Regions from separate parts of the Homo sapiens genome. Here region 2 is linked to region 1. A link is an interaction called in ENCODE POLR2A ChIA-PET data of the cell type or tissue named here. Cell type or tissue: B cell. All regions are shown on one strand. Links, peaks and the distances in the headings refer to the core of each region. The heading gives the core; the rest is flanking DNA.

Evidence for each region. Peaks named below come from ENCODE experiments on the same cell type or tissue, not always from the same donor. Only the 100,000 strongest peaks of a DNase experiment are listed, where the experiment ranks them.
Region 2: POLR2A ChIA-PET joins it to region 1 with 6 read pairs; 3 of 35 experiments call an interaction of 5 or more read pairs at or near these places.

What each region holds. Positions count from the first base shown.
Region 1 is chr19:14,040,926-14,044,925 of GRCh38, reverse strand. IL27RA (interleukin 27 receptor subunit alpha) reads right to left here. Exons shown (of 14, transcript NM_004843.4): 5 at 2,314-2,473; 6 at 2,137-2,210. Among named protein-coding and RNA genes, the nearest start is that of IL27RA, 11 kb to the right of the region's middle. RefSeq lists an enhancer at 1,607-2,107. In B cell, for the core only: a CTCF peak has its summit at 1,685 (motif pointing right); DNase peaks (open chromatin) are centred at 1,715 and 2,073; H3K27ac peaks cover 1,801 bases.
Region 2 is chr19:13,747,592-13,763,588 of GRCh38, reverse strand. YJU2B (YJU2 splicing factor homolog B) reads right to left here and starts at 15,694. Exons shown (of 10, transcript NM_030818.4): 1 at 15,635-15,694; 2 at 11,778-11,981; 3 at 9,247-9,300; 4 at 7,310-7,392; 5 at 6,116-6,171; 6 at 5,743-5,803; 7 at 4,579-4,721; 8 at 4,317-4,489; 9 at 1,152-1,290; 10 at 300-999. The coding sequence starts at 11,780. The coding sequence ends at 521. RefSeq lists an enhancer at 340-856 and a silencer at 15,404-15,713. In B cell, for the core only: no CTCF peak of the experiment used is centred there; no DNase peak of the experiment used is centred there.

The DNA.
Region 1 (4,000 bases), core at 1-4,000:
TCTTGAACTCCTGACCTTATGATCCACCCGCCTCGGCCTCCCAAAGTGTTGGGATTACAGGCTGAGCCACTGTGCCCGGCCCCTGGTAATGTTTTATTCTCTGTATAGATGGGTAGCTTGCTATGTTGCCCAGGCTGGTCTCGAACTCCTGGCCTCAAGTGGTCCTCCTGCCTCAGACTCTCAAAGTGCTGGGATTACAGGTATGAGCCACCCACTCGGTCCAAAATATCAAGATTTTAAAGTAAAAACAGGATTTGATCCTGCACCTGTGTGACCCTACCCTGCTCACCTCCCTAACCCTGGTCTTGGTTCCAATCAAACTGTATTTCTGAAAACAGGCAGTTGGTCCTTGAACTCTAGTTTGCTGATTTAATTTTTTAAAATATCGGCCAGGCACGGTGGCTCACACCTGTAATCCCAGCACTTTGGGAGGCCGAGTGGGCAGATCACCTGATTTCAGGAGTTCGAGACCAGCCTGGCCAACATGGTGAAACCTCGTCTCTACTAAAAATACAAAAATTAGCCGGGTGTGGTGGCGGGCGCCTATAATCACAGCTACTCAGGAGGCTGAGGCAGGAGAATCGCTTGAACCCAGGAGGCGGAGGTTGCGGTGAGCCAAGATCGCCCCATTGCACTCCAGCCTGGGCAACAAGAGTGACACTCCATCTCAAATACATAAATAAATAAAAGATACTGGATTGTGTGGTCTAAGAAGGTGGAAAACCACACCTGTCATCGTGTTCCTTTGCTTATTTACTGAGAGCAAGGGTCAAGCAATGCCACCTGGCACATAGCAGGTGCTTCACAGATTTGAATCAGTGAGGATAATTGCACCTTGTCAGCCATTTTATAATACCTTTTTTTTTTTTTTTTTTGTGAGACAGAGTCTTGCTCTTGTTGCCCAGACTGGAGTGCAGTGGCTCGAGCTCAGCTCACTGCAACCTCCACCTCCCAGGTTCAAGCGATTCTCCTGTCTCAGCCTCCTAAGTAGCTGGGATTACAGGTGCCTGCCACCAGGCCCAGCTAATTTTTGTATTTTTAGTAGAGATGGGGTTTCACCATGTTGGCCAGGCTGGTCTCGAACTCCTGACCTCAAGTGATCTGCCCACCTGAGCCTCTCAAAGTGCTGGGATTACAGGCATGAGCCACCATGCCCAGCCTATTAATACCCTTTTGATACTAGCATTTAAACTCTTAGCACAGGCCAGGCGCGGTGGCTCCCGCCTGTAATTCCAGCACTTTGGGAGGCCGAGGTGGCTGGATCATGAGGTCAGGAGTTCAAGGCCCCCCTGGCCAAGATGGTGAAACCCCCATCTCTACTAAAAATACAAAAATTAGCCGGGCGTGGTGGGGGGGCACCTGTAATCCCAGCTACTTGGGAGGCTGAGGCAGAGAATGGCTTGAACCTGGGAGGTGGAGGTTGCAGTGAGCTGAGATGAGATGACGCTGCTGCACTCCAGCCTGGGCAACAGAGCGAGACTCCATCTCAAAATAAATAAATGAATAAATAAACTCTTAGCACACTGTGTTATATTTTCTGGAGCTGAGCTCCAGTCTCGCTGTCAGGTTTTTGCATCTGCTGCCCCTGCCCGGAATATCTGCACCCATCCTTATGGCTCAGACCTCTCGGAAGCAGCTGACATTGGTGGAGACTTGCTCCATGCCCCACCCTGTGCTGACCACTTTAGCAACCCATCCTTGAATCTTCGAAGCAACCTCAAGGGGGCAGCATGGTAAACTCTGTCTTGTTTATGTCATTGGGTTTTGTTTGTTTTTTGTTTTGGAGACGGAGTTTCACTCTTGTTGCCCAGGCTGGAGTGCAGTGGTGTGATCTCGGCTCACTGCAACCTTCACCTCCTGGGTTCAAGTGATTCTTCTGCCTCAGCCTCCAGAGTAGCTGGGATTACAGGCGCCCACGACCACTCCCCGTGAAGTTTTGTATTTTTAGTAGAGATGGGGTTTCACCATGTTGGCCAGGCTGGTCTCCAACTGCTGACCTCAAGTGATCCACCCTCCTCGGCCTCCCACAGCAGTGTTGGGATTACAAGCGTGAGCCACTGCATCCGGCCTTATGTCATTGTTATTTAGGGGTTTCCTAACACGTGCAGAGAAATGTAACTGGTGCCTGAAGCTCACCTTCCATAGAAGCAAAGGTTCCTCTCCTCCAGGCGTCCCACAGAGGTTCCCTGATACCCACACATCTTTTGGAGCTGGCAAGGATGAGGAAACGGGGAACAAATGAGTGGGACATGATTGGACAGACTTCTGGGGGTGGGAGGGGCGTGGATTGAGGGCAAGCCCAGATATCCTCACCAGAAGGCGGTGTCTGGAAGGACAAAATGGGGCTCCACTCGCCCCACAAATCCTCTTCTTTCTCCATCCGGCAGCGGCCATACACTTTGTAGCCAGTGGCTAGCTCCAAATCTTGGATCTCAACAGGGGTCAGGGGTATGGTCTTCAGCTCCGGTTCCAGCTGGGGGAGAGACAGGCGAGCGTGATGGGCCCAGGGCCTGAGTCAAGGGTATTTGAACTTATCTTTTTTTTTTTCCTTTGTTTTTCGTTTTGAGACAGTCTCGTTGTGGCCCAGGCTAGAGTGCAGTGGTGTGATCTTGGCTCACTGCAACCTCTCCCTCCTGGGTTCAAGCAATTCTCCTGCCTCAGCCTCCTGAGTAGCTGGGATTACAGGCACCCACCACCACACCTGGTTAATTTTTTTTTTTTTTTTTTTGAGGCAGAGTCTTGCTCTGTCGCCAGGCTGGAGTGCAGTGGCACGATCTCAGCTCACTTCAACCTCTGCCTCCTGGGTTCAAGCGATTCCCCTGCCTCAGCCTCCCAAGTAGCTGGGATTACAGGCACGCGCCACCATGCCCAGCTAATTTTTTGTATTTTAGTAGAGACAGAGTTTCACCATGTTGGCCAAGATGGTCTCGATCTCCTGACCTCGTGATCCGCCCGCCTCGGCCTCCCACAGTGCTGGGATTACAGGTGTGAGCCACCAAGCCCAGCCAATTTTTGTATTTTTAGTAGAGACGGGGTTTCACCATCTTGGCCAGGCTGGTCTTGAACTCCTGACCTTAGGTGATCTGCCCACCTCGGCCTCCCAAAGTGCTGGGATTAGAGCTACTGCGCCTAGCTGGTACTTGAACTTATCTATCAGCAGAGTGAGCAACCATTTGTATTTGCCCAGGACCAAGGGGGTTTCCAGAACATGGGCCTGTCAAAAAAATTGCCACAGTCCCGAGCAGACAGAGAAAAGGTGGTCACTCTATGTGCTAGGTATAGCAGGAAGTGGTAACTTCTATTATTATCTCGTTTTACAGACGAGGGAACTGAGGCCCAGAGAGGGAAAGTGACTAGCCCAAGGTCACAGAGCTGGTGTGCTGGAGCTGAGCACTGAGGTAGTCAGATTCCAAAGTCTGCATCTCAGCCGGGTGAGGTGGCTCACGCCTGTAATCCCAACACTTTAGGAGGTGGAGGTGGGTGGATCACCTGAGGTCAGGAGTTCGAGACCAGCCTGGCCAAATAGCGAAACCCCATCTCTATTAAAAAAAATACAAAAACTTAGCTGGGCATGGTGGCACATGCCTGTAATCCCACCTACTTGAGGGGCTGAGGTGGGGGAATCACTTGAACCTGAGAGGTGGAGGTTGCAGTGAGTTGAGATGGCACCACTGCACTCCAGCCTGGGCAACACAGTGAGACTCCGTCTCAAAAAAAAAAGGGGGCCGGGTGCAGTGGCTCATGCCTGTAATCCCAGCACTTTGGGAGGCCCAGGTGGGTGGATCACCTGAGGTCAGGAGTTCAAGACCAGCCTGACCAACATGGAGAAACCCCGTCTCTACTGAAAATACAAAATGAGCCGGGCATGATGGCACATGCCTGTAATCCCAGCTACTCGGGAGGCTGAGGCAGGAGAATCGCTTGAACCTAGATGGTGGAGGTTACAGTGAGCCGAGATCATGCCATTGCACTCCAGCCTGGGCAATTAAGAGCAAAACGC
Region 2 (15,997 bases), core at 6,895-10,894, 290 kb after region 1:
ATCTGGCACACATCCTGGGTACCCCGTGTGCCTTGTCCCTGGCCTTGTGTGTGTGGTTCCTGGCCCCCTTTTCACCCTTCACACTTGGCCCATGCCTCCTCCTCCAGGAAGTCTGTCCTGATTCCTGGCCAACCGGGACCACCACCTTGAGACTCTTGTTACTCTGGAAGGGGACCATGTCTGTGGTCACAGCTATGACCCTATACCAGCATTTGCTGATGAGAGGCCTACCAAGCTTGGTCAAGGTGGGGGGGTGGGGGGGCAGCCCCAGGGTCCATCTAACAACCCAAGACAGGGAAGAAGAGACAGGTCTTTAATGTACGGAGTCTCACAAGGCACAAACACCCTCACCAGGACCAAATAAATAACTCCACGGTTGCAGGAAGGCGCGGTCTGGGGAGGATGCGGCATCTGAGCTCTCCCAGGGCTGGTGGGCGAGCCGGGGGTCTGCAGTCTGTGAGGGGCCTCCTGGGTGTGTCCGGGCCTCTAGAGCGGGTCCAGTCTCCAGGATGGGGATCGCTCACTCACTCTCCGAGTCGGAGTAGTCCGCCACGAGGGAGGAGCCGAGACTGCAGGGGTGCCGCGTGTCGGGGGTGTCAGCTGCCTCCTGGGAGGAGCCTGCTGGCGACAGGGGCTTGTCCTGACGGCTCCCTTCCTGCCCCCTCGGGCTGCTGCACTTGGGGGTCTCAGTTGTTTCCGGAGGACAGTCTCCGGGGGACATGGGCCGGTCCTGGGCAGCCTCCTCTGGTACCCGCGGTTCCCCAGACTTGGGGGTGTCGGCCGCATGCTGGGGGCTCTCCGGGACGTCCCGAGACCTCCGCCGCACGATGCCCAGGTCCCCGACGGTGATGGGGGAGGTGGCAAGCGCGGTTCTGCGGCTCTGTGCCAGCTTCTTCAGGACGCCGCTGACCTTGCTGCTGGAGGCGGATCCGGGGGCAGAGGGGAACCAGGAGCGGCTGATGATCTCGGTCCGCTTGAGTTTCTGCTTGTCCTCGTAGGCTAGAGGAGAGGAGAGGACATTTCAGGGGCGGCAGGGGAGGGGGTCCAGAACTGCCCTCTGGTAGACCAGAGTCCACTCATGGCTGAGGACCCCCCATCTCCAGGCAACTCTGAGCCTCCCTGTCCCCTTTTCCCCCTGGCCTCCTACGCACAGTCCAGGGTGTGGAACTTCAGCAGAGCCGCCAGCTTGCGGTCATCTTCCGTCTCGGGCACCAGCGGGATGGTCAGGCTCGCCTTGGCCTGCAAGGCCTGGTCTCTCTCCTCCTCCTCCTGGATGGCTTTTTTCTTTTCCTGTGTTGAGGGCCAAGAACACCAGAGATAGGGGGTGTCAAAGCCCTGTCTCTTCTGTGTACTAGGGGGCACTGCTCCAACTCTCGGGGTCTCATTTACTCTTTTTGAGACAGTTTCATTCTGTCGCCCAGACTGGAGTGCAGTGGCACAATCATAGCTCACTGCAGCCTCGAACTCCTGGGCTCAAGCGATTCTCTCATGTCAGCCTCCCAAGTATCCAGTACTACAGATGTGCACCACCACGCCCAGCTAATTAAAACATTTATTTTTGTAGAGACTGGGCCTGGTAGTTCATGTCTGTAATCCCAGCACTTTGGGAGGCTGAGGCGGGTGGATCCCTTGAGGCCAGTAGTTTGAGACCAGCTTGGCCATCAAGGCAAAATCCTGTCTCTATTAAAAATATAAAAATTAGCCAGGCATGGTGGCATGCGCCTATGGTCCTAGCTACTTGGGAGGCTGAGGCATGAAAATCACTTCAACCGGGGAGGTGGAGGTTGCGGTGGGCTGAGATCGTTGTCACTGCACTCCAGCCAGGGCGAAAGGGGGGAGACTGTTTCAAAAAAAAAAAAAAATTTTTTTTTGTAGAGATGGGGTCTCACTATGTTGCCCAGGCTGGTCTCCAACTCATGGCCTCAAACAATCCTCCCACCTGAGCCTCCCAAAGCACTGGGATTACAGGTGTGAGCCACCACGCACGGCCTCATCCCACAAATATTTCTGGGATACCCACCTTGTGCTAGGCTTTGTTCTGGACACTCGGCATACAGTGGCAGGCAGGGAAAAACCCTTGCCCTGGTGGAGCTGGCCTCTAGTGGTGAGACAGTGATAAGGAGAAAAAAAATGCAGGACAGGTGGGTAGGGGATGGGCTGGGCGGTTCCATTTATTTTTTAATTTAGTTTAATTCTATATTTTTTTGAGACAAGAGTCTTGCTCTGTCGGCCAGGCTGGAGTGCAGTGGCACGATCTCAGCTCACTGCAAACTCCACCTCCCAGGTTCACGCCATTCTCTTGCCTCAGCCTCCCAAGTAGCTGGGACTACAGGCACCCGCCACCACACCTGGCTAATTTTTTTTTGCATTTTTAGTAGAGACGGGGTTTCACCATGTTAGCCAGGATGGTCTCGATCTCCTGACCTCGTGATCCGCCTGCCTCAGCCTCCCAAAGTGCTGGGATTACAGATGTGAGCCACCGCGCCCAGCCAAGAGGTTCCATTTAAAATGTGGTGGCCAGGTCAGATGCAGTGGCTCACGCCTGTAATCCTAGCACTTTGGGAGGTTGAGGTGGGTGGATCACATGAGGCCAGGATTTCGAGACCAGCCTGGCCAACATGGTGATACCCAGTCTCTACTAAAAATACAAAAATTAGCCATGCACAGTGGTGGGAACCTGGAATCCCAGCTACTTGGGAGGCTGAGGCAGGAGAATTGCTTGAACCTGGGGTGGAGGCTTCAGTGAGCCGGGATCATGCCACTGCACTGCAGCATGGGCGACGAGCGAGACTCAGTCTAAGCAAAAACAAAACACAAAAAACCCAACATTAGCCAGGTGTGATGGCTCATGCCTGTGGGTCCCAGCTACTTGGGAGGCTTAGTGGGGAGGATTGCTTGAACCTGGGACATCGAGGCTGCAGTGAGACATGATTTGCCGCTGTACTCCAGCCTGGGCAACAGAGTGAGACCCAGTCACAAAAAGAAAAAAAATAAATAAATAAAAGGAGGCAACCAGGTAGGTATCTCCCATGGCATGGTGAGGTAGGGGTGAGCTATGGTCTCAATGTCTGTGTCCCCCAAATTGATATGTTGAAGCTTAATCCTCAACGTTGACAGTGTTAAAAGATGTGAGGCATTTGGGGAAGTAATTAAGTCAGAAGGGCTACGTCCTCACCAATGAGATTATTGGACTTATAAAAGGAGGCTCAAGGGAACTTGTTTGTCCCTTCTGCCACATGAGGACACAGCTAGAAGCCACCGCCTATGAGAAATGGGCCCTCACCAGACACTGGATCTGCCAGCGCCTTGATCCTGGACTTCGCAGACTCCAGAACCATGAGAAATAAAATTCTATTGTTTATTTTGGCTGGTCTCGGTGGCTCACGCCTGTAATCCCAGCACTTTGGGTAGGCCACGGTGGATCACTTGAGGTTGGGAGTTCGAGACCAGCCTGGCCAACATGGTGAAACCCCGCCTCTACTAAAAATACACAAATTGGCCAGGTGCGGTGGCTCACGCCTGTGATCCCAGCACTTTAGGAGGCCGAGGCAGGCAGATAACCTGAGGATGGGAGTTTGAGACCTGCCTGACCAACATGGAGAAACCCCGTCTCTACTAAGAATACTAGCTGTGCGTGATGGTGCATGCCTATAATCCCAGCTACTCAGGAGGCTGAGGCAGGAGAATCACTTGAACCCGGGAGGCAGAAGTTGCGGTGACCCAAGATCATGCCATTGCACTCCAGCCTGGGCAATAAGAGTGAAACTCAGTCTCAAAAAAAAAAAAAAAAATTAGCCAGGCGTGGTGGTGGTGGGTACCTATAATTCCTGCTACTCTGGAGGCTGAGGCAGGAGGATTGCTTGAACCCAGGAGGCAGAGGTGCAGTGAGCCAAGATTGCGCCACTGCACTCTAGCCTGGATGACAGAGCGAGATGACTACTGTCTCAAAACAAAAAAAAAATTAATTTCTATTATTTATTTATTTAGAGATGCTGGGGGAGGGGGGGGGTGGTGTCTCACTATGTTGCCCAGGCTGATCTTGAACTCCTGGCCTCAAGCGATCCTCCCAATGTGCTGGATTACAGGCGTGAGTCACTGTGCCCAGCCAAATTTCTACTGTTTCTGTCTATGGTATTTTTTATTATAGTAGCCAGAATGGATTAAGACAGGGCATGGTCACCATGTAGCAGATGGGGAAACTGAGGCTCAGAGGGTACAGTGGCCTGCTCAAAGCTAGGATGTGGTGGGGGGAGGGCTGGACCCGGGCCTTGGTCCACCATGCATCCTCTCTGACCCCGGGCTGGAGCCCCCCTCACCCGGAACCTTCTCCGCAGCATGCTGTTGAGGGCGAAGTCGTCCTTCCAGGCGCTCTGGGCCTCCTGGATGTGGCTCAGTGTGGGCAGCGCCTTCTTGAGTGTGCTGCGGTCGGCCTCGCCATGCTCCAGCCGGAACATGGCGTCCGTCTCCAGCTTCTGCTTCTTCTCATGCTCTGCAACGATCAGAGCTCGGCTGGGCTTTGGGGGCCCCAGCGCAGACTCAGGGCCAGGGCCCCCAGGCAGGTAAGTGGGTGGCGCTCACCTGTGGTCAGCACCTGCTCATTGTCCGCCATGTCCCAGCGCTCCTCCTTGCGCTGGGCGCCACTCACGATCACGTAGTCGCAGTTGGCGGGGTCCGTCTGCATCTCGATGTAGTTGACACAGAGGTGGCATTTCATCCGGAACCTGGGAGGGAGCGGTGGGCAGGAGTCAGGAGGCTGTGGCTGTGCACCAGGACAGCCCTGTCGCCTCTGCCTGCTTCCTTCCACCCAATGGTGTCATTTGACAAAAATTCACTGAGCACCCACTGTGTGCCGTGTAGAGCCACGGGCAAAAAGGGGCACATCCGGGCACCCAGAACGGACCTTCTGTCAGTGGGGCTGCAGTTGGCTTATTCATTTGTTCATTCAGCTGTTTGTTCATTCATTCATTCCCTCATCCATTTTTTTGGTTCATTTATTCGTTAATTCATTTGTTCATTCATTAGTGCATTTGTTTGTTGGTTCACTGATTCATTTGTTAAAGTAATTCATACATTCATTTGCTCATCCATCCATTTGTTAATTCACTTATCATTTGTTCATTCTGTTCATTCATTTGTTCATTCATTTGTCCACTAGTTCATTTATTCAACAAACCCGCCCAAGACAGGCTGCTCTGTGGCAGGCTCAGTGCCAGCTGCTGGGGAAATTGCTGAGTAGTGGAAAAGCCAACTTGCTCATGGAAAGGCTGACGTCCCAGCAGGGCCCACCTTGATAGCAAGGGCACAAGCAACCAGTGTCAAGTCTCACTTTAGAAAAGGTGTCTCTGAGGGGTGCTGTTTGAGCAGAAACCCCGGGTGAGGGAGGAGCCTTGGAGCTACCTGGGGAAGAGCATTCCAGGTGGAAGCACAGAGGTGGGTGTGTCCCTGGGGTGTGTGAGGGACAACGAGGAGGCCAGGGAGGGGGACAGCAGGAGGAGGTTAGGGTGAAGAAAGGACAGGCAGAGTGTGTGGTGCCTTGTGAGCCAGGGGGAGGACTTGGGCTTTTACTGAGGAAGGTGGGAGCCATGGAGGGTTGCGGGGGTGGGGTGTGCCCTGATTCACCAACCAGGGCGATTTCCAGGAGTCCTGCAGGGAATGGGTTCCCCCCGCAACTCAGGCTCTTTGTAGCCCCCTCGCCCTGTGGCCACCCCACCTGTTCCCAAGATGCCACCAAGCCGCCCTTACCTGTAGATCGGGGTTGTGTAGTAATTGCCCACCTTCTTCTTTTCTGCATTGTAACGAACACCTGGAAGGGGGTCAGGCGGGGGTGGTAATTTCATTGCCATCTGAATTTTGCAGATGGGTAAAATGAGGTACAAAGAGGCTCACTGTCACTTGCTGAGGGTTCCCCAACTAGGAGGAGTTAGAGACGGGATTGGAAGCCAGAGCCTGGCTTCCTAATCCCTCTGCAAAGGGGCTTCCATGGCCAGCCAGTCACTCGGGTGCCCGTCTCCTCCCTCATTCCTGATCAGGACCCTCCCACCCCCACCCCGGCGGCATCCAGCAGTTAGGGGGTCTGATGTTTGCAGGACTGAATGGAGGGTGGGCAGAGGCTCACCCATGCCGATGTGGTTCTTGCAGCCATCGCACCAGATGTTATATGGCATTTCGAATCTGCAAAGACAGACAGCATCTTACTTGCACTTGTCCACTTGGACACTCCCTGGGTCTCCACACCTGCGACTCTGGCCGCGGTTGTGATTTGAGGGGTGGGGTATTAGACTGCCCTGTTAACGGGAGTTGCTGCACTCACATTACACAGGAAATGGATATATGGAAGAAAAAGAATCACAACCATTGTAACTGAGCAGGAACTTCCTGCCTGCTAGAAAGCAGACTGACCAGGTCCAGGGACAGCCGCCTTTGGGTGCTGCTGCGACTTTTTTTTTTTGAGACAGAGTCTTGCTCTGTTCCCCATGCTAGAGTGCAGTGGTGCGATCCTGGCTCACTGCAACCTCTGCCTCCTGGGTTCAAGCAATTCTTATGCCTCAGCCTCCCAAGTAGCTGGGATTATAGGTGTGCGCCACCAATTCCGGCGAATTTTTTTTTTTTTTTTGAGATGGAGTCTCGCTCTGTTGCCAGGCTGCAGTACAGTGGCATGGTCTTGGCTCACTGCAACCTCCAGCTCCCTAGTTCAAGTGATTCTCCTGCCTCAGCCTCCCGAGGAGCTGGGATTACAGGTGTGAGCCACCGCACCCAGCCTAATTTTTTCTATTTTCAGTAGAGACAGGGTTTCACTGTGTTGGCCAGGCTGCTCTCGAACTCTTGGTCTCAAGTGATCCACCTGCCTCACCCTCCCAAAGTGCTGGGTTTACAGGCGTGACCCACTGTGCCCAACTACGATCACTGTCTTTTTTGAGAGTCCTATGTGATCAAGTCCAGGCTGGCCTGCTACAGGTTGAGATACAACACGGAGCAGAGCCCAGCTGTACAGGTCAAGTCCCTGCTAAACCAGCCAGTCCCCAGCCAGCCAACTCTGAAACACATGGGAGCCCAGCCCAGATCAGGCCAGCCTAGCCCAGCCCAGCCAAGCTCTTCCAAGCCCAGCAGAGATATTTTGCTGAGCTGCAGACATGTGAGCAATAATAAATGCTTATTGTTTTGTCACACGGCAATAACTGACTGATACGGTGACTTTCTGCTTTATGGAATGAAGACCCTGCAGCACTGGGCCAATGAGGGCACTGAACTCTCCTTGAGACTGAAGGAATGGGGCAGGACGGTGGGGTCCTCAGGTGATGCTGGGCCTTACCGGATGATGAGGATGCCCTGTGACAGCTTCCGAGCCCGCTCCCGAAGCGGGTGGCTGTTGTGGTATCGGTTGAGAGAGCCATGCTGTGTGGAGAGGATGAGGAGCGGATTAGTGCTGCTGAGCTGGAGGAGCTCACAATTTTCTGCCACCCCCACTGCTTTGGGACAAGTGTCTCACAGGTGGGAGAGGCCTTGATTCTTATGTCCTGCAGGACGGGTGTTCATAGCAATAGGGGGCATCCAGGTCTTACTGGAACATGTAGGCTTGGAACCAGGAACGTGAGTTTGAATAGTCCCTCTCTTATTTATTTATTTATTTTTTGAGATGGAGTTTTGCTCTTGTTGCCCAGGCTGGAGTGCAATGGCATGACCTTGGCTCACTGCAACCTCTGCCTCCCGGGTTCAAGTGATTCTCCTGCCTCAGGCTCCTAAGTAGCTGGGATTACAGGCGCCTGCCACCACGCCCGGCTATTTTTTTTGTATTTGTAGTAAAGACGGGGTTTCACCATGTCACCCAGGCTGGTCTCCAACTCCTGACCTCAGGTGATCCACTTGCCTCGGCCTCCCAAAGTGCTGGGATTCCGGGTGTGAGCTACTGCGCCCAGCCCTGTTCCCATTTATGAGCTGAAAGAGCCAGGGGACCCTGGGCGAGTGACCTCACGTTTTGCCTTCCCGAGCCTCTGTTTCCCTTGTCTGTCAACTACGTATAATGGTCATTATTACTTCCAGGTTTTATGGGGAAGATGAGGTGAGGTGACAAGACTGGCAAACATTCGCTGGGGACTTCATGTGCATCACCTTATTTTTTTTTTTTTTTTTTTGAGACAGAGTCTCGCTCTGTCACTAGGCTGGAGTGCAGTGGCGTGATCTCGGCTCACTGCAACCTCCGCCTTCCGGGTTCAAGCGATTCTCCTGTCTCAGTCTCCCAAGTAGCTGGGACTACAGGTGTGGGCCACTACGCCCAGCTAATTTTTGTATTTTTAGTAGAGATCAAGTTTCACCATGTTGGCCAGGATGGTCTTAAACTCTCGACCTGGTGATCCACCTGCCTTGGCCTCCCAAAGTGCTGGGATTAGAGGCGTGAGCCATGGCGCCGGCTTTTTTTTTTTTTTTTTTTGAGGCAGGGTCTGGCTCTGTAGCCCAGGCTGGGGTGCAGTGGTATGATTATGACTCACTGCAGTCTCCACCTCCTGGGCTCAAGCAATCCTCCCACCTCAGCCTCCTGAGTAGCTAGGATTTATCCCTCAATGATTCTGTGAGGTCAGCTCATTTTATTTCCCCCTTCTGACGTATGGAGAAACTTTGGCATAGAGAGGCTAAATCCTATACTCAGGACGAGGCAGCTGGGACACTTGGGCCCTTACTGAGCACCTACTGTGTGGGGACACAGCCACAATAAGATAGATGAACATCTCTGCCTTCAGGGAGAGAATGTTCTAGCGGGGGAGATGGACAAGACGCAAATAAATGAATAAGTGAGGGAGTTATAAGGGCTATGAGATTATATAAAGTGCTCAGCAATGCAACAGAGAACGAGACAGTGGTCAGGGAGGACCTCTGTGAGAAAAGCACTTAAGGAAGTGAGAGTATGGTGAAATGGAGGAAGAGATTCCAGGCAGAGGGGACAACCAGGACGCCACAGGTGCTGGAGCTGGGGAAGCCATGGGATCTGACCCTTCATCTGTGCGCTCTGCCTTATCCTGGGCCCCTGCTGTAAACACACTATACTCTAGTATAGTGTGGACATGGAGTTACAGGTCCCTGAGGAGAGCCACAGTTATCACCCAAAAGTGAAGACAGCCTCGAGACTCAGGTGACATGCAGAAGACAAAAAGACCTTGGGGGCCACCCATCCTTCCGCAGCAGTGGCTCTAACCCCAAGAGGGGATGACGTGGGTCTTTTTGCTACTGTGGACCTGGAGCGGAGAGCCTGCTTACCTTCTCAGGGTTGAAGTCTGGAGGATAGTACTTGTTGACCCCTTTCCTTTCACCCTGCAAAGCAGAACAGAGACATGACTCAGAGAGAGGCTGATATGGTTTGGCTGTGTCCCTACCCAAATCTCATTCAAAAAAATTTTTTCTGATTTTTTATTTTACTATTAATTTTTAGAGATGGAGTCTTGCTCTGTCACCCATGCTGGAGTGCAGTGGTGCGATCTTGACTCACTGTAACCTCCGTTTCCCGAGTTCAGGCGATTCTCCTGCCTCAGCCTCCTGAGTAGCTAGGATTACAGGCATGCACCACCACGCCCAGCTAATTTTTTGTATTTTTAGTAGAGATGGGGTTTCACCATGTTGGCCAGGCTGGTCTTGAACTCCTGACATCAAGTGATGCACCCACCTCAGCCTCCCAAAGTGCTGGGATTACAGGCGAAATCTCATCTTGAATTGTAGTTCCCATAATCCCCACGTGTCATGGGAGGGACCTGGTGGGAGGTAACTGAATCGAATCATGGGGGCGAATCATGCTGTTCTCATGACAGCGAATGAGTTCTCGAGAGACCTCATGGTTTTACAAGGAGCTTTTCCTCTTGCTCATTCTTGCTGCTGCCACGTGAAGAAGGATGTGTTTGCTTCCCCTTCTGCCATGATTGTTAAGTTTCCTGAGGCCTCCCCAGCCATGCTGAACTGTGAGTCAATTAAACCTCTTTCCTTTATAAATTACCCAGGCTTGAGTATGTCTTTTTTTTTTTTTTTTTTTTTTTTGAGACAGAGTTTCACTCTTGTTGCCCAGGCTGGAGTGCAATGGTGCGATCTCATCTCACTGCAACCTCCGCCTCCCGGATTCAAGCAATTCTCCTGCCTCAGCCTCCCGAGTAGCTGGGATTACAGGCATGTGCCACTACGCCCAGCTAATTTTTTTGTATTTTTAGTACAGACAAAGTTTCACCATATTGGCCAGGCTGGTCTTGAACTCCTGACCTTGTGACCCACCTACCTCGACCTCCCAAAGTGCTGGGATTACAGGCGTGAGCCACCGCGCCCAGCCCTTGGGTATGTCTTTATGAGCAGCGTGAGACTGGACTAATACACAGGCTCCCTCCAGGAAACCTACTTGTGCAGCCTCAGGGGGCAGGACCTGGATAAGGGGGACTTGGGGACATTTTAGAGGACAGTGCTGGGCTCAGTGTCTGATTGGGGAAGGGCTACTTGGGCAAAAAACCCATTGTCATTGCTTTGGAAAATTCCATGAGGTTCAGATGCTCCTATGGTGGCTTTCACACTCTTTTGGAGACTGTGATTGACGGTAAGAAGTATTTAACATTGCCACTGGGCAGATACACATGTAGTACCGTTGAACACAGGTCTCAAGAAAGAACACTGAGCCTGGCTGAAGAGTCGCTCTTGTTTTCTTCTTTTTTTTTTTTGAGACAGAGTCTTGCTCTGTCACGCAGGCTTGGGTGCAGTGGTGCAATCTTGGCTCACTGCAACCTCTGCCTCCTGAGTTCAAGCAATCCTCGTGCCTTAGCCTCCTGAGTAGCAGGGACTACAGGAATGTGCTACCACATCCAACTAATTTTTGTATTTTTTTTTTTGAGATGGAGTTTCGCTTTCGTTGCCCAGGCTGGAGTGTGGTGGCATGTTCTCAGCCCACTGCAACCTCCACCTCCCGGGTTCAAGCGATTCTCCTGCCTCACCCTCCAGAGTGGCTGGGACTACAGGCTCCCGCCAACACGCCTGGCTAATTTTTGTATTTTTAGTAGAGACGGGGTTTCACCACGTTGGCCAGGGTAGTCTCAAACTCCTGACCTCAGGTGATCCACCCAGCTCAACCTCGCAAAGTGCTGGGATTACAGGCGTGAGCCACCGCGCCCAGCCTAATTTTTGTATTTTTAGTAGAGACAGGGTTTCGCCATGTTGGCCAGGCTGGTCTCAAACTCCTAATCTTAAATGATTTGCCTGCCTTGGCCTCCCAAACTGCTGGTATTACAGGCGTGAGCCACTGTGCCTGGCCTTGCAATGGTTAATTTTATGTTATATGAATTTCACCTTGTTAAAAAAAAATGAAAGAAAGAAAGAGAAAGGAAGGGGTAGGGGAGGGGGAGGGGAAAGGGGGAAGGGGAAATTTAGGTTGAGTGTAGTGGATCACTTGAGGTCAGGAGTTTCAGACCAGCCTGACCAACATGGCAAAACCCCGTCTCTACTAAAAATACAAAAATTAGTGGGACGTGCTTGCTTGAACCCAGAAGGCGGAGGTTGCAGTGAGCCGAGAGCGTGCCACTGCACTCCAGCCTAGGCAACAAAGTGAGACTGTCTCAAAAACAAAAGAAAATGAAACAAAAAAACATTTAAAAAGTGCCCATGGGTGATGTTAGCGCAAAGCCACATTTCAGACCCACTGCACCAAAAGATGATGACCCGGAGATTGAAATCATCATCTTAGAGCTCTGGGAGGGGAGGAGGGGCTGCTTCCAGGGTCCTACAAAGACTGGGAGAGAAACCCAGGGCACACGAGGCTGTCTACTCACCATCTTGGGAGCTGCCTACTGGTCCTCAGCCTCGGGGCGGACGATCAGAAACTGGCCTTGTGAACACACTGCACTGTCCTGACCTCTTGTGGAGCCTGGCAGAGGGTCCACAGGCTTCCCTGCGAAGATGTCGTGGGCCGTGTGGTGGTGCCAGCTCAGACAAGACTCCCGCCAGGCATAGGAGGCATCCAAAAAGCGGCGTGTCTGTTTAGAAAGAGAGAGTCCCGTCCACTCTACAGCCAATATACGCATCACATCTGACACTTTCATCCCTCTGTGGCCCCCACCGGGTCCAGCACCCATCATCACTCACGTGGGCCAGCACGGTCTTCTCTCTCCCGACTCTGCCCTTGACACTTGCTCACCCCACAGCTGCCCAGGGGATCTTTTTGTTTTTTGAGATGGAGTCTCGCTCTGTCACCAGGCTGGAGTGCAGTGGCGCGATCTCTGCTCACTGCAACCTCCACCTCCTGGGTTCAAGTGATTCTCCTGCCTCAGTCTCCCGAGTAGCTGGGACTACAAGCGTGCGCCACCACACCCAGCTAATTTTGTATTTTTAATAGAGACAGGGTTTCACCATGTTGCCCAGGATGGTCTTGATCTCTTTACCTCATGATCCACCCGCCCCAACCTCCCAAAGTGCTGGCATTACAGGTGTGAGCCACCATGCCCAGCTGGGATCTTTTAATATGAACAAACGTGTCACTCTCCTGCTTAAACCCCTCCCATGATTCATATGGTTTTTAGAATCAAGTCAAACCCCTTCCCACGGCCTGTGGGGCCCCTGCCTGCCTCTCCAAGCCTAACTCTTACCCCTCTATCTCTCGTTCACTCTGTTCCAGCCACACTGGCTTCCTGGCTGTCTTCAAAGGCCAAGTGCAGCTGGCCTGCACCTGCTGTTCCTCAGGTTTGCAAGCTCTTTGTTACAGGCTTTTTTTTTTTTTTTTTTTTTTTGAGACGGAGTCTCACTCTATCACCCAGGCTGGAGTGGGGTGGCATGATCTTGGCTCACTATCTCTGCCTCCTGGGTTTAAGTGATGTCATGCCTCAGTCTCCTGAGTAGCTGGGATTACAGGTACCCGCCACCAAGCCTGGCTAATTTTTTTGTATTTTTAGTAGAGACAGGGTTTCACTGTGTTGACCAGGCCAGTCTGGAACTCCTGGCCTGAGGTGATCCACACACCTAGGGCCTCCCAAAGTGCTGGGATCACAGGCACAAGCCACTGCACCCAGCCCCCTGTCACAGGTCTTGACCTACATATCATATCCATCAAAGACCTCATCCGGCCAGGTGCGGTGGCTCACACCTGTAATCCCAGCAGTTTGGGAGGCTGAAGCAGGTGGATCCCCTGAGGTCAGGAGTTCAAGACCAGCCTGGCCAACATGGTGAAACCCCATCTCTACTAAAAATACAAAAATTAGCCGAGTGTGATGGTGCATGCCTGTAATCCCAGCTACTCGGGAAACTGAGGCAGGAGAATGGCTCAAACCGGGAGGCGGAGGTTGCAGTAAGCCAAGATGGCGCCACTGCACCCCAGCCTAGGCTACAAAGTGAGACTCCGTCTCAAACAAACAAACAAAAAAAACCAATGAACTCATCTAACCATCCAATCCATAGTCACTTGTTTCCTGGAATTCTGATCATATCACCCTGTGTCGGTTTATGTCTCCCCCGGCAGGTCACACTGTGCCATATCCCTAACACCTAGGACAGTGCCAGGCCCAGATAAATGTCAACTGGGTAAACAACTGAGATAACTGAATGAGGCTCCATAAGGGTCACAGTCAGTGCAGGTGACACAGGTGGGAAATGCAGGGGCTCCTCAAACTAGGGGTGGTGAGACCCCCTCTCATGTTTGGAAGGGAGGCTTTTAGGTCATATAGAAGGAAGTTCTTCACGCCTGTAATCCCAGCACTTTGGGAGGCCGAGGCGGGTGGATCATGAGGTCAGGAGATCGAGACCATCCTGGCAAACACAGTGAAACCCCGTCTCTACTAAAAAATACAAAAAATTAGCTGGGCGTGGTGGCGGGTGCCTGTAGTCCCAGCTACTCGGGAGGCTGAGGCAGGAGAATGGCGTGAACCCGGGAGGCGGAGCTTGCAGTGAGCAAAGATTGCGCCACCACACTCCAGCCTGGGCGATAGAGCGAGACTCCATCTCAAAAAAAAAAAAAAAAAAGAAAGAAGTTCTAGTTTACACTAAAGAGAGACTCTGTGAAGCAGTGAAGGGTATTCTAGAACAGAGATTGGCAAAGTTTCTCTGTCAAGGGCCAGAAAATAAGTATTTCTAGCTTTTTAGGCCAGATTATCTCTGCCCCAACAACTCAACTCTGCTTTCATAGCTAGAAATCAGTCCCAAACAATATATAAATGAACGGGCGTAGCTGCATGCCAATATAAATTTTATTGATGGACACAGAAATTTGAATTTCACATAATCGTCATGTCACAAAGTATTATTCTTTTGATTTTTCCCCAACTACTAGAAAATTTAAAACCATTCTTGGGGGCCGGACTCGGTGGCTCACGCCTGTAATCCCAGCACTTTGGGAGGCTGAGGCAGGTGGATCACTTGAGGTCAGGAGTTCAAGACCGGCCTGGCCAACATGGTGAAACCCTGTCTCTACTAAAAATACAAAAATTGGCCAGGCCTGGTGGCGTACGCCTGTAATCCCAGCTACTGGAGAGGCTGAGGCAGGAGAATCGCTTGAATCTGGGAGGCGGAGGTTGCAGTGAACCGAGATCACGCCACTGCACTCCATCCAAGGTGACAAGAGTGAGATTCTGTCTCCAACAAAAAGAAAGAAAGAAGCTGATGGAAGAGCTTCTGATGGAGTGGGAGTGGTGTAGTGAGGTGGTGAGGCAGTGGTGCAAAGTCCCGGATATAAACTGTTCTACCCTCACCTTAGTCTTGTATCCTCCAACTATAAAGTGTGTCCTTTAGATTGGATTATTCCAAGGTCCCTTCCAACCTAAAAATACTTTTGCCAACAAAATAGCTAAGTGCCCCTTGAGGCGTTAGGGGACACGGCTCCCTGGGCTTGAATCCCAGCTCCACTCCTCATCAGCTGGGTGACCTTGGTCAGTGACTGCGCTTCCCTGGGCTTGTATTTCGTCACCGGTAAAGGGCGAATGACGACGACAAGACTGACTTTCTGGGGATGCTGTGAATCAACTAACCCACGGGAAGAGCCTGCAAAGAGCAAATACTCCGTTTACAGGAGCTCGAGGGTGTGTGTGTGTCTTAAGATGGTTTTGTTACCCCAGTAAATGGCAGACGGGGCTATCGGGTGGGCGTGTAGATATCTCCGGTCCTTGGTGCAAAAGTAATTACCGACCCTGTTTGTCCTGGGCTTACGGCTTGGGCTCGGAGCTCCACCCTGCTGCTTCCTATCTGCTTGACTTGGGGCAAATTGTTTTCTCTCTCTAAGCCTCATTTTCCTTATGTGTAAAAATGGCTGGTTAAGGCATTCAGGGCAGCGCCTGACGCCGAGTTAAACGTTTGGCAGTTTAGTCATTTCTGCTGCTCACGGTTTTACAAGAATCATTTTTATAAAATCTGGTGAGATAGGGACTTATTGGTCCCATTTTCCCGATGCAAAAACCCAGGACCCTTCAGGCATAATATGGATCCGGGCTAGGATGGGACCGGGTCCCGGGCACTTGGGTCAGAGGTCTCAGCTGGGGCCTCAGGGACTTTGGTCCTGGCTGGGACCTGGGCCGGCTCCGGGCATCTAAATCGGGTCCTCAGCTCCGCGTCCCCCGACGCGGAAGGGCGCGCCGGGCAGCTCCGAGGCCAGGGTGAGGCGGCTGCCGGACCCCCGGCCCTCCCCGCTCCTCCGCCCGCCGGCACTTACCTGCCCTCCTCCCGACGTCACGCCCTGACCGTGCCCGGAAGTGCGCGCTGAGAGCGCGGTGAACCTGGGCGCCCTCTCCGCGCCCCCAGGACGCCGGCGTGAGGCGGGGCGAGGCAGCAGCTCCACGCTGATTGGCTGAAGGACGATACGCCAAGCGTTCTGCGACGCCGGAGTGGGCCAATCCAGGAATGCCCCGCCCAACCGCGCTTACGCCAAGAGGCTCCATCCTCTGTCCAGCCCACTACGTGAGGCCCAATCCGAGGCCCGCCTCCTGGCACCGCCCTCCCAGGCGTGCTGTCCTGCGCGCTGCAGCCGGTCAGCGAGGGTGTGGTGGCGGGCCCCTGTAGTCCCAGCTACTTGGGA